Linked DNA regions of Homo sapiens: regions 1 and 3 are each linked to region 2. Evidence: chromatin contacts called from ENCODE Hi-C or POLR2A ChIA-PET data. All regions are on one chromosome and are shown on one strand. The core of a region is the stretch at or near the end of the contact, and the rest is flanking DNA. Distances in the headings are between cores, read along the strand shown. Region 1 holds the start of ALDOC (aldolase, fructose-bisphosphate C). Region 2 overlaps MYO18A (myosin XVIIIA). Region 3 overlaps UNC119 (unc-119 lipid binding chaperone).

The links. A loop is a pair of places that touch in the nucleus more often than their neighbours do. ChIA-PET counts read pairs that join two places held with the same protein, here RNA polymerase II (POLR2A). Pooled maps may share reads with other maps.
Region 1: a pooled map shows a loop between it and region 2 (3-fold over the local background). The contact joins the promoter of ALDOC here to the enhancer-like site in region 2. A Hi-C loop is called at or near these places in 1 of 37 single-sample maps with no recorded cell type and 9 of 50 pooled maps. POLR2A ChIA-PET finds 5 or more read pairs at or near these places in 1 of 52 experiments (activated naive CD8-positive, alpha-beta T cell).
Region 3: a loop to region 2 is called in a pooled map, with 4 times the contacts of the local background. The contact joins two enhancer-like sites. A Hi-C loop is called at or near these places in 4 of 50 pooled maps. POLR2A ChIA-PET finds 5 or more read pairs at or near these places in 2 of 52 experiments (GM12878 and activated B cell).

Annotation. Positions count from the first base shown.
Region 1 is chr17:28,575,447-28,578,696 of GRCh38, reverse strand. It overlaps ALDOC (aldolase, fructose-bisphosphate C), which reads left to right and starts at 1,802. Exons shown (of 9, transcript NM_005165.3): 1 at 1,802-1,896; 2 at 3,153-3,250. The coding sequence starts at 3,165. SPAG5 (sperm associated antigen 5) reads left to right here. Exons shown (of 24, transcript NM_006461.4): 20 at 1-25; 21 at 169-324; 22 at 405-479; 23 at 607-687; 24 at 927-1,123. The coding sequence ends at 998. RefSeq lists an enhancer at 1,400-1,579 and a silencer at 1,630-1,869.
Region 2 is chr17:29,144,185-29,147,528 of GRCh38, reverse strand. All of the region lies in intron 2 of MYO18A (myosin XVIIIA), which reads left to right. The region is part of intron 1 of LOC124903967 (a long non-coding RNA gene); the gene reads right to left. Among named protein-coding and RNA genes, the nearest start is that of MYO18A, 35 kb to the left of the region's middle. Within about 2 kb of position 1,993, at least 22 of the 41 ENCODE cell types and tissues checked have a DNase peak (open chromatin) inside an H3K27ac peak, as active enhancers do.
Region 3 is chr17:28,546,138-28,549,609 of GRCh38, reverse strand. It overlaps UNC119 (unc-119 lipid binding chaperone), which reads left to right. Exons shown (of 5, transcript NM_005148.4): 2 at 905-1,018; 3 at 1,509-1,611; 4 at 1,761-1,933; 5 at 2,201-2,902. The coding sequence ends at 2,313. Among named protein-coding and RNA genes, the nearest start is that of UNC119, 4.8 kb to the left of the region's middle. RefSeq lists enhancers at 1,002-1,838, 1,822-1,871, 1,892-2,001, 1,839-2,676. Within about 2 kb of position 1,314, at least 10 of the 41 ENCODE cell types and tissues checked have a DNase peak (open chromatin) inside an H3K27ac peak, as active enhancers do.

The DNA of each region.
Region 1 (3,250 bases), core at 553-3,052, 570 kb after region 2:
GATAGACAAGAGTGGCGAGCTCATAGTATGTTCACCATCATGCCCAGGCCTTTGCCTTCTGTGTTACTGGTCAGCCAGGATCCCAAGTATGAGAAATGGTTTGCTTTTGTTCACCACATGTTGTCTATCCTTATGTCCTATTGGACACCTCTCCATTCTCATTCCCAGAGCCTTAGAGAGGAGGTGACCCACCTTACCCGCTCACTTCGGCGTGCGGAGACAGAGACCAAAGTGCTCCAGGAGGCCCTGGCAGGCCAGCTGGACTCCAACTGCCAGCCTATGGCCACCAATTGGATCCAGGAGAAAGTGTGGCTCTCTCAGGAGGTGACTCAGAGTTAACAGAGGAGCTGGACAGCAGGTGGGGACCCCAGGCTGTACCCCTGTTGATCTGGACATATTTCTAGGTGGACAAACTGAGAGTGATGTTCCTGGAGATGAAAAATGAGAAGGAAAAACTCATGATCAAGTTCCAGAGCCATGTAAGAATGTCCATGCCATTCCAGGGCCATTTCCTACCATCGTTAACAAATGCCCCGCCATGTTTCCCCTGTCCTACCAAGTTTGCTCTTTTATGCATAGGACTTATAAAATCTGTTTGCTTTCTAGAGAAATATCCTAGAGGAGAACCTTCGGCGCTCTGACAAGGAGTTAGAAAAACTAGATGACATTGTTCAGCATATTTATAAGGTATAGGCAGGAGGGAGGTGATATCACTAATGAACCTGGTACAAGGCCTGGCCCCAGGAGGTACTAATGAGCACAGATCTGGTTCCCAGCCTGTGCTGAGAGCTGGGCCTGAATCACTATTGCAGGCTTCTCTGTGGTGTCTGTTTTCTCCCCTCTAATTCAGCGGCTGCCTCCTGGGGCTGGGAGCCCTGGGCCTTAAGTCTGTGGTCCTGAGCTGCGTTTTCTGCCTCTCTTCCCAGACCCTGCTCTCTATTCCAGAGGTGGTGAGGGGATGCAAAGAACTACAGGGATTGCTGGAATTTCTGAGCTAAGAAACTGAAAGCCAGAATCTGCTTCACCTCTTTTTACCTGCAATACCCCCTTACCCCAATACCAAGACCAACTGGCATAGAGCCAACTGAGATAAATGCTATTTAAATAAAGTGTATTTAATGAATTTCTCCAAGCTTACGGAATCTTACTTTTTGGGTGAGAGGGGGCGGATGATGAAGTCAGGGAAGAAGCAGCTTGGGCCTCCTGCCTGGGCACCCTCCATAGATCCCTCTCCACCTCCTGCTGCATCCAAAGCCAAGGCTGCCTGCCCTTCCTCCCTTCCTCTGCTTTCACCAAAACTCTGGGCACTGGACTGCTTGTTCCCTGGCTCACCGCCTGGAGGAAACAGAAAGGCTTCATTCTCTTACTTTCCCCAGCCCCCTCGGGGGTATACCCTGGCAAATATGGGGGTGAGGACAGAGAAGCTCAGTTCATTACTTCCTGCCCTGAACTTGGGCACCTTGAAGATGCTTCTGCCCCACCTACTCAACCTGTTGTTACTGTTCTGGTGCCTCCTCTTCACCAGACTAAGCTTAATCCCCAGCATCCAGCAAGTGCCCGGCACGTGGTAAAGGGATTGTGGCAGAAATGAACGCAAGGTCATGGCCAGGCTCCCCGAGGTGGGAGGGCAGTCCCTAACAGCCACGGATGCCTGGCGGGGCGCTCACTCCACCTCGCCGCCCCGCCTCTGAGGGCGTGGTCTTGCCCCGGACACCAGTCCTGGGGAGGGGGTGTGGTCAGGGCGGGGCATGCAGGCCACGCCCCCGGAGGAGTCACGTAGCTCTGCGACATCCGCAGCCTCATTTACCAGAGGGAGCCAGGGCTGCAGCCTCATCTGTTTGCGGATCAGAACCCGAGCTGTGCTTGTGGCTGCGGCTGCTAACTGGCTGCGCACAGGTAAGGCCAGGCAAGGCGGGAGCCACTCAACATCTCCGCTTCATTTCCTTGGCTCTTCCCCTGCCATCCTCGTCCTGCTACCTGGGACTCCGGGATGTGCCCTTTCGACCCTTTCCTAACATCTTTGCTCCTTTCCGCGTACTTGAAACCCCATGGCTCAACCTCTTCTGTTCTATCCCTCTTCAGCTCTCCCAGCTGGACCTCAGCTTTTCCAATCCCAAATCCTCCTCTACTTGTTGGATTTTTCCTTGGAGTCTGTCTCTCCTACCCAGAGCATTTCCTTCTCAGCCTGCTCCCTCTCCTCCTAGGCTAGGTCCTCTCTCCAGTTCTCCCGCCTTCTCTGCCCCCCGGTCTAGGTCTCTCCCGCTGACTGGTTAGCCTGCATCACCACTAGCTCCCCTCAGTCTCATCTCTCTCTCAGGCTCTCTACTCCTTTCAGCCTTGGTCCTCTGCCCTCCCGTCTGGGTGTCTGAGTTGTGGGGAATTGAAGTGCTTCCTATTGCTATCCTCCTGCCAAACAGGTGAAGTGCTTCCTGGGCACAGAGATGACCCGGAGGTGTCACTAGCCCTAGTCTCCACACACTAACACAGCTGACCCGCTGGGCCCTCTTTCCTACATCACTGCAGCCCCACTGGGGCCAACCTCTGGTACTGGGTGGGAATAGGCAATAGGCATAGGCAGGCAGGTTTGGAGTACAGAAAAGGAGAAGCTGCAGGAGCCTGTGACTGGTATTTGTGCCACTCCTACTCCCTACCTGTTCTTCCAACCTTTTCCTCTAGAAGCTGAGAGAAGAGGGTGGCAATAAGTACTTTTGCCTCATTCTGAAGCCTTGGAAGTAAGTACACTTTCCCTAGGGGTCCTGTGGAGGATGAGAAAAGGGAAGCTGGAAAGGCCAGGACTTTTGCCTACCTCAACAAGGGACCAAGTTCAGTGAAAGAAGGGTTGGCATCCTTGATTGGGCAGCAGATTTATCAGAAGAGCTGTGGCTTCAGGGCTGCTCACCTCCCCACCCCCACCCTGCATCTTTCCCCAGGGCTGGGAAGGATGCCTACCAGGGACAAAAGGAGATGTGGGAACTGGAGCCCTAAGCTTGCTAGCTGTCAGAAGGACTGGTGCCACTTGATGCCCAGGACTCATGCCAAGGACTGCTGCCCTGTTCCCAGCCCCTTGCTTGATGGGGAGGCCATTTGGCCCATCTGGCCAGGAGAGGCAGCAGAGGGTGAGGTCTGGCTTTTTTATCTTGTCTCCACTCCAGGGAGCTGTCACCATGCCTCACTCGTACCCAGCCCTTTCTGCTGAGCAGAAGAAGGAGTTGTCTGACATTGCCCTGCGGATTGTAGCCCCGGGCAAAGG
Region 2 (3,344 bases), core at 744-3,243:
TTGTTTTTAGGCAGGGTCTCTCACTCTGTCACCCAGGCTGGAGTGCAGTGGTGTGATCATGACTCACTGCAGCCTTGACCTTCCCTGGGCTCAGGTGATCCTCCCACTTCAGCCTCCCAAGTAGCTGGGACCACAGGCATGCCACCACCACACCCAGCTAATTTTTGTGTTTTTTGTAGAGATGGGATTTTGCCATGTTGCCCAGGCTGGTCTTGAACTCCTGAGCTCAAGCAATCTGCCTTCCTCGGCCTCCCAAAGTGCCGGGATTACAGGAATAAGCCACCATGCCTGACCTGCTCAGCATTCTTAAGGCACAGGTTAAATCATGCCCCATCACTCTCCAAAAGCTTGTTGTGCCTCCCATTGTTTTCCAGGCAGGTGGTGGTGTGTAAGGAGCTGGGCTCTGGAATCTGAACAATCTGAGTTCAAATCACCTGGCCAGTCACAATCTGTGTGATCACAGGCAATTATTTAACCTCTGTAAACCCCGTTTCCCCATTCCACAATTCCCCTTCTCATTACCTCGCAGGGTTTTGAGAGGAAAACCAGTAGCATGTGCCTGGCCATGGCTAGTGCTTGGTGTGTACCTTCTTGTTCCTTTGACTGCCCACCTTGCTTTCATCTCAGGTACAGCTCTTTCAGGTGAGAGTAACAGAAAGCCCAGCTCAACTGGCTTAAAAAGAAGATATGTGTTGTCACCAGTATCTGAAAAGTCCAGCAGTAGAACCGGCTACAGGCTCAGCCTTATCTGGAAACATTAACAGTGTGACCAAGACCTGACCTTTTCTGTCTCTCACCCCATCTTCTAGGCAGCCTTGGTCCTCAGACAAGTAATGGCAAAATGTCACAGCCCCAGGTTCTAGTTGTGTGGATAGAGATGTGTGACTCTTTGAATAATCCCCAAGTTTCATTATGTATCCTTGAAACTGATTGGGTCACATGCCCTCCATGAACCTATAGCCTGAGGATATTCTTATTGGCCAGGATATTCTTATTGGCCAGGGCGAAGTCATGTGCTGGGGTGGGTCCCCAGAGGGGAAAATGGAGTGCTATAATCAGAGGATGGAGGAATGGGTGGTGGGCAGCAGAAACAACACATGTCCACTACAGCACACACTTGCTTGATTTGAGACCCAGCTTCCTTCCCAGCTTTATCCCTCCCTCCTTGGTTTCCTATATGTGTCATACATTTCTTCCAGACTTACTGTCCACATCTCATGCTTTTCCACTTCTTTGCCTTTTATTTTATTTTATTTTTATTTTATTTTTTTGAGATGGAGTCTCTCTCTGTCGCCCGGGCTGGAGTGCAGTGGCGTGATCTCAGCTCACTGCAACCTCTGCCTCCCGGGTTCAAGTGATTCTCCTGCCTCAGCCTCCTGAGTAGCTGGGATTACAGGCACATGCCACCACGCCTGGCTAATTTTTGTATTTTTAGTAGAGACGGGGTTTCACCATGTTGGCCAGGCTGGTCTCGAGCTCCTGACCTCAGGTGGTCCGCCCACCTCGGCCTCCCAAAGTGCTGAGATTACTGGCGTGAGCCACTACGCCTGCCTGGCCCCTCTTTGCCTTCTCTTACACTACTTCTTCACCCTGGAATTCCCTTCCTACCTCATTGCCACATTATAACATTTCTCTCTTTCATTGGCCTAGCTCCAAGCTGTCTGTAAGCTGTCTACTTAATACCGTAACTGGAACAGATCTTTGCCTCTGAACTTCCCTAGACTGTTATTGACGTCCCTGACTTGAATTTTAATTATTGGGGTACATTTGTTATCTCCTCTGCTGATCTGTACATTTTTTTAAATCAGGAAGTATTTAGTTGAAAACAAGAACTAAATTATCTTCTTTCACTCAGTCACTCAAACGTGCCTCATATTGTCTCTGAGCAGGGCCCAGTGCTAGGTGAGTGCTGGGGATAGAGCAATGAACAACACACAACCTCTGCCTCAGGAAGCTCAGTCTGTGGTGGGGAAGCTGAAAAAGAAGCAGGCACGGTGCTTCCCCACAGTGTTCGCCTTGAGGTATTACAGTTCACAGCTAGTTGAATAAGTGAACGACTTCCTCCAGCCCTCAGAGCCTCCTGTCTGGCCTTCCCCCAGCTCTGCTTAGCCACTCTGCCTGGTCAAGTGCCTGAAACAGAGCCAAGGACCTTCCACTCATCCACGCCACCAATGTGGGAGAGCAGAGCAGTTGAAGTTGTCACCACACATGGAGATCCCCTTGTTCCCCACTCTATTCCAGCCCGTTTATTGTGCGTGCACCGTTCAGATCAGTTGGTTAAATCCATATGGATTTTCGTGGAACACCTTTTGTGTGCCTAGTGCTGGGGAACGGGATGGGATATAAAGGAAGTAGGAAATGGTCCCAGCTCTCCAGGGAGAGCAGGCTTAAACATTCAACACGAATCGATTATCATTCAGAACATTAGTTATGCTGTATAGTCATGGCACGTGGACAGTAAACTTCAATAAGTTCAACTATATGGTTGTGAAAGAAACTATATTACTGTAGCCTAAAATTATAAAAATAATATTTTGTGTGTTTTTACTATATGCTGTACATGACTATTATGCTTTCCTGCAGCTATATTATACCAAATGGCATACTCAAAATCATGTGTACTATACTTTGTGAGCAGTTTAAGGGATTTTCAGGAGTTTTGGACTATATTCTATTTTTGCCTTACGTGCTGACTTTGGAATCTAACCCCACATAGTGTGTGACTCCACTGTATATAATAGAGCACCATATTGAGTATAACCAAGAACCGTATGTATGTAATGTGTTCAGGTGTGGACAGTGAGTGCTATGGTTTATGATAATAATGATATTAATAATTTAATAACTATAATTTGCCAGGCCGCACATCAGTTGCTTTACATGTACTGCCTTTTCTATTCTTATAACAGCCTCATAAGGTGGATATCATACTATTTTAAGGCCAAAAAGGTAGAAACTCTAAGAAGTCAAGTAACTTTCCCTTAGGTCAGACAGCAAGAAAGAGGCTGGGATTCAGACCCAGGTGTGTCTGGCTGCCAAGCCCACGTTCTTTGCATTGCCGGGTGGGTCTTGGGTTTCAGGGAAGGCTTCATAAGGGAGGCAGGAGTTGAGATGGGCCTGGAGAGATGGAGAGGGTCAGCCAAGGTAGAGACACATTCGTAAGGAATGGCTCTGGTGGTGACAAGGGCAGGCAAATGACGGAGAGCCAGGCTGGCTGGGAAGAGGGAGAAGAGACTAGAAAAGTGAAAGTAAAGTCTGAGGAGGGGCCAGATTATAGCTTCCAGCTGTCCTTGGAGGCAAGCTGAGGGGCTTGGGGTGGCCTGGCTGGCTGTGGGAGTGTCCAC
Region 3 (3,472 bases), core at 65-2,564, 600 kb after region 2:
CCATGGTGGTGGCTCATAGCCAGGGCTGCGTAAATGACCTCTAAGGGGGTTCTCTCTGCTTGCTAAGACTTCCTCCCATTTGGAGATCAACAAAGGATGAGAGCAAAGTTGGCCTCCTCCCACCTGCCATATCCCAGGCTCTGGGCTTGAGTCAGCAGAGCTTTGGTTAAGCTGCTTAAGGGAGCTGGGCTGGTGTAAGCTTCTTACTGAGAGGAGGGGGTTTGGAGGAGAGGAGGAATAGGGAAGGGGTTGTTCACCTGCCCCAGCCCCACCCATATCAGGGAAAGTCCCCTTAACATCAGCCTCACCTGATACATCTAGATGTCATGCCAGGGGCAGCTGTGGGGTGAGGGTAGGAGTATCCTCCAGAGAAGGACAGTGACTCTCCCAAGACAGAGCTGTGTGGCCCCCTTTACAGGTGGTTCTCAAAGGCAGGGTACCAGAGAAGTTGATACACTGAGTTGCAGTAGAAGAGACAGGTCAGACTGCAGGAAGTTGTTCCCATATGAGAAGAGAGGCTCCCACCAGGCTGGATACCTAATTCTCCCAAAGTCATCTAGCCAGCCTTGGCAGAGCGGAGGCCAGAATGAGGACCCTCAACTCCAGAGTGGGAGAGAGAGTGTTCAGGAGGTGGCCTTGTCCTCTACCCTTCTCTGCCCTGCCCTTCCCTGGCCCCCAGAGACCAGTAGGATGGCACTCCTTATCCCCTGTTAGATCCCCATGGCGGAGTTATGTCTCTTCCACACTGGGGGTGTACCCCAAGGGCAGGGACTGAGGTCCCTCTTTCCAGAGGGCAGTGATCCCAGGGATGAGAAGATGGTAGCTACTCTGGGGTCCCACACAAGCTGACCTGGCAGCAGGGGCTTTGCGGCCCCTTCCTTGCTCAGCTGCCTGTTTCCCCTAGACTACCTCTGCTCCCCTGAGGAGAATATCTACAAGATCGACTTTGTCAGGTTTAAGATTCGGGACATGGACTCAGGCACTGTCCTCTTTGAAATCAAGAAGCCCCCAGTCTCAGGTGAGTGGGCTGGGTGGGCCATTGATGGGGAGGCAGATAGGAGCTGCGGAGTGGGCTGCCCAGGGAATCCTTGGGCCACAGAGGAGTCCACAGAGCTGGGGCTTGGACCCCAGCATTCTCAGGAGTCTGCAGGCAGGGGGGCCCTTTCTTTTCCTTCCCATATGTTTCTGAGGCTGGACATCTTGCGAGGTCAGCCCTACCCCTTCGGTCCCTGCCAACCTGCCCTCTGCAGGGCTCTCTGGGAACTGCAGTCCTACGGGTCCCAGGCCTCAGCATCCTGTGGCCCGGGGAAGCACAGTGGCGATTGGGAACATGCAGACCTAGAACCCCTAGGTGGCACTATTTGGCCAATGGTCTGAGCCCTCAGTGTGCCCCGGAATTTCTTGGGGAGTTTAAAAAAAATCAGATAGATGGGGACCCAAGGGTAGAACCCTGGGTGGACAAGGGCCCAGCCTGAAGCCCACTGAGCCCCAGCTGGGGTACATTGCAGAACGGTTGCCCATCAACCGGCGGGACCTGGACCCCAATGCTGGGCGCTTTGTCCGCTACCAGTTCACGCCTGCCTTCCTCCGCCTGAGGCAGGTGGGAGCCACGTGAGTCGCTGGGCTATGGGTGGTGGTGGGGGTGAGGGAGAGGGTGTGAGTGGGCCCTTCTCAGCCTCTCGTAGGGGTGGCCTGTCCTGAGCCTGGCTGGCTAGTTGACTTCAAGGACAGACTTAGCCCTGCCTCCTTTTCTTGCTCAGGGTGGAGTTCACAGTGGGAGACAAGCCTGTCAACAACTTCCGCATGATCGAGAGGCACTACTTCCGCAACCAGCTACTCAAAAGCTTCGACTTCCACTTTGGCTTCTGCATCCCCAGCAGCAAGAACACCTGCGAGCACATTTACGACTTCCCCCCTCTCTCCGAGGAGCTGAGTGCGCGGGCAGGGTCTTCTGGGAGTGGGGAAGTGGGGGCGTCTAGAGACTGAGCTGCGGGAGGGAGAGGGACTTGTGGGTCTGATCCCATTTCTCCCCACCCTGGGGCTCTTCTGTGTCTGCCACCATTCCCATATCATCCGTAGAGAAAGAGGCTGGGGATATTTCAGGCTGTTTGGCTGTCCCTGTACCCCAGTCCTGAAGCCCCTGCAGTGGCGGGACTCAAGCTCCTGACCTTTGCCCGGCCTGGCTGGGCCTCTCTTGCAGTCAGCGAGATGATCCGCCACCCGTATGAGACCCAGTCTGACAGCTTCTACTTCGTGGATGACCGGCTGGTGATGCACAATAAAGCAGACTATTCCTACAGCGGGACACCCTGACCCCACGGCTGCCCTGACCCCAGGAGGCTCCAGTTCTGGGCTGGGAGCTGTGACCTCCCCAACGCTCACCCCTCAACCCCAAGTCCTCTGCTTGGGGAGTTCTCCAGGAGCTCCGGACCCTGAGTCAATGTTGGGAGGAAGGGTACCTGGTGTCCCCAGTCAAGCCCATGAAGCCCATGCGGCCTGCTACATGGGGTGGGGTCGTAGGGAGGCTGTTTGCCTCCACGTCTAGGAAGGCCTGTGAGAGGAGCAGTCAGGACTTCCGGACAACTTAGCTGGGCCCTACTTGGGCCCAAGTTTCAGAATAGTGTTCCCCTATCAAGGCTGTGACTAGATCAGGCAGGGATCCATTCCCTGTCCCCTGCCCACTACCTTCAGGCCATTTAGAGTTGTAAATTTACAAAGATCCACGGTGGGCTCCAGCTGCCAAGCCACCCAAGGGAGTCTGGGCCCTAGGCCTAGCCCCATCCCTCCCCATGAGGGGCCAAGACACTGCCTAAGGTGTGGGAGGGACTGGCTGAGATTGCAGCCCATGGTAGGAGCTGGACCAACTGTATATAGTTTTCAATAAACTTTTTCCTTTTCTGTTCTCTGGTGTGGCCAGCCTCTGTGTGTATGGGCAAAGAAGGGAGCAGGGATAGGCAGGAATGTGCTTAAGGCAGTAAAAATTTCTCCTACCTCCCACATTCCAGTGCACTCTCACCCCTTAGTCTTCCTGTCCCCTGATTCTCTGTACCCTGACACCATATAGAGTCAGCATTTAGAACATGATGGAGCTGGAGAGGGTCTTTCTTGTGATGAAGGAGACCCAGACCCTGAGAGGGGAAGCTTTGGCCCAAAGTCAGAGCCAACCCTGGCAGAACAGAGGCCGAAACAAAGGCCCTGAACTCCAGGGTGCAAGGGGAAGGTGTGGGGGGTGGGGGTTTGGCCTTGTCCTCCACGCTACCTTCCCTGAACCCCAGAGGCCACTAGGACCACTGGGTTGTGTTTTTAGCCCTCATGATAGACGGTGGCAGGGCTTTGGCTAAGGCCTGGAGCCATCTCCTTGCCCTCAGCTGCCTTGGGGAGCCCCCATGCCTGGGTAGCCCTGCACATAACACTGCCCTCAGCCTCCACCCCCACCCCAGACTCAGAGGAGGGGGCTGCTTAATGGAGGAAA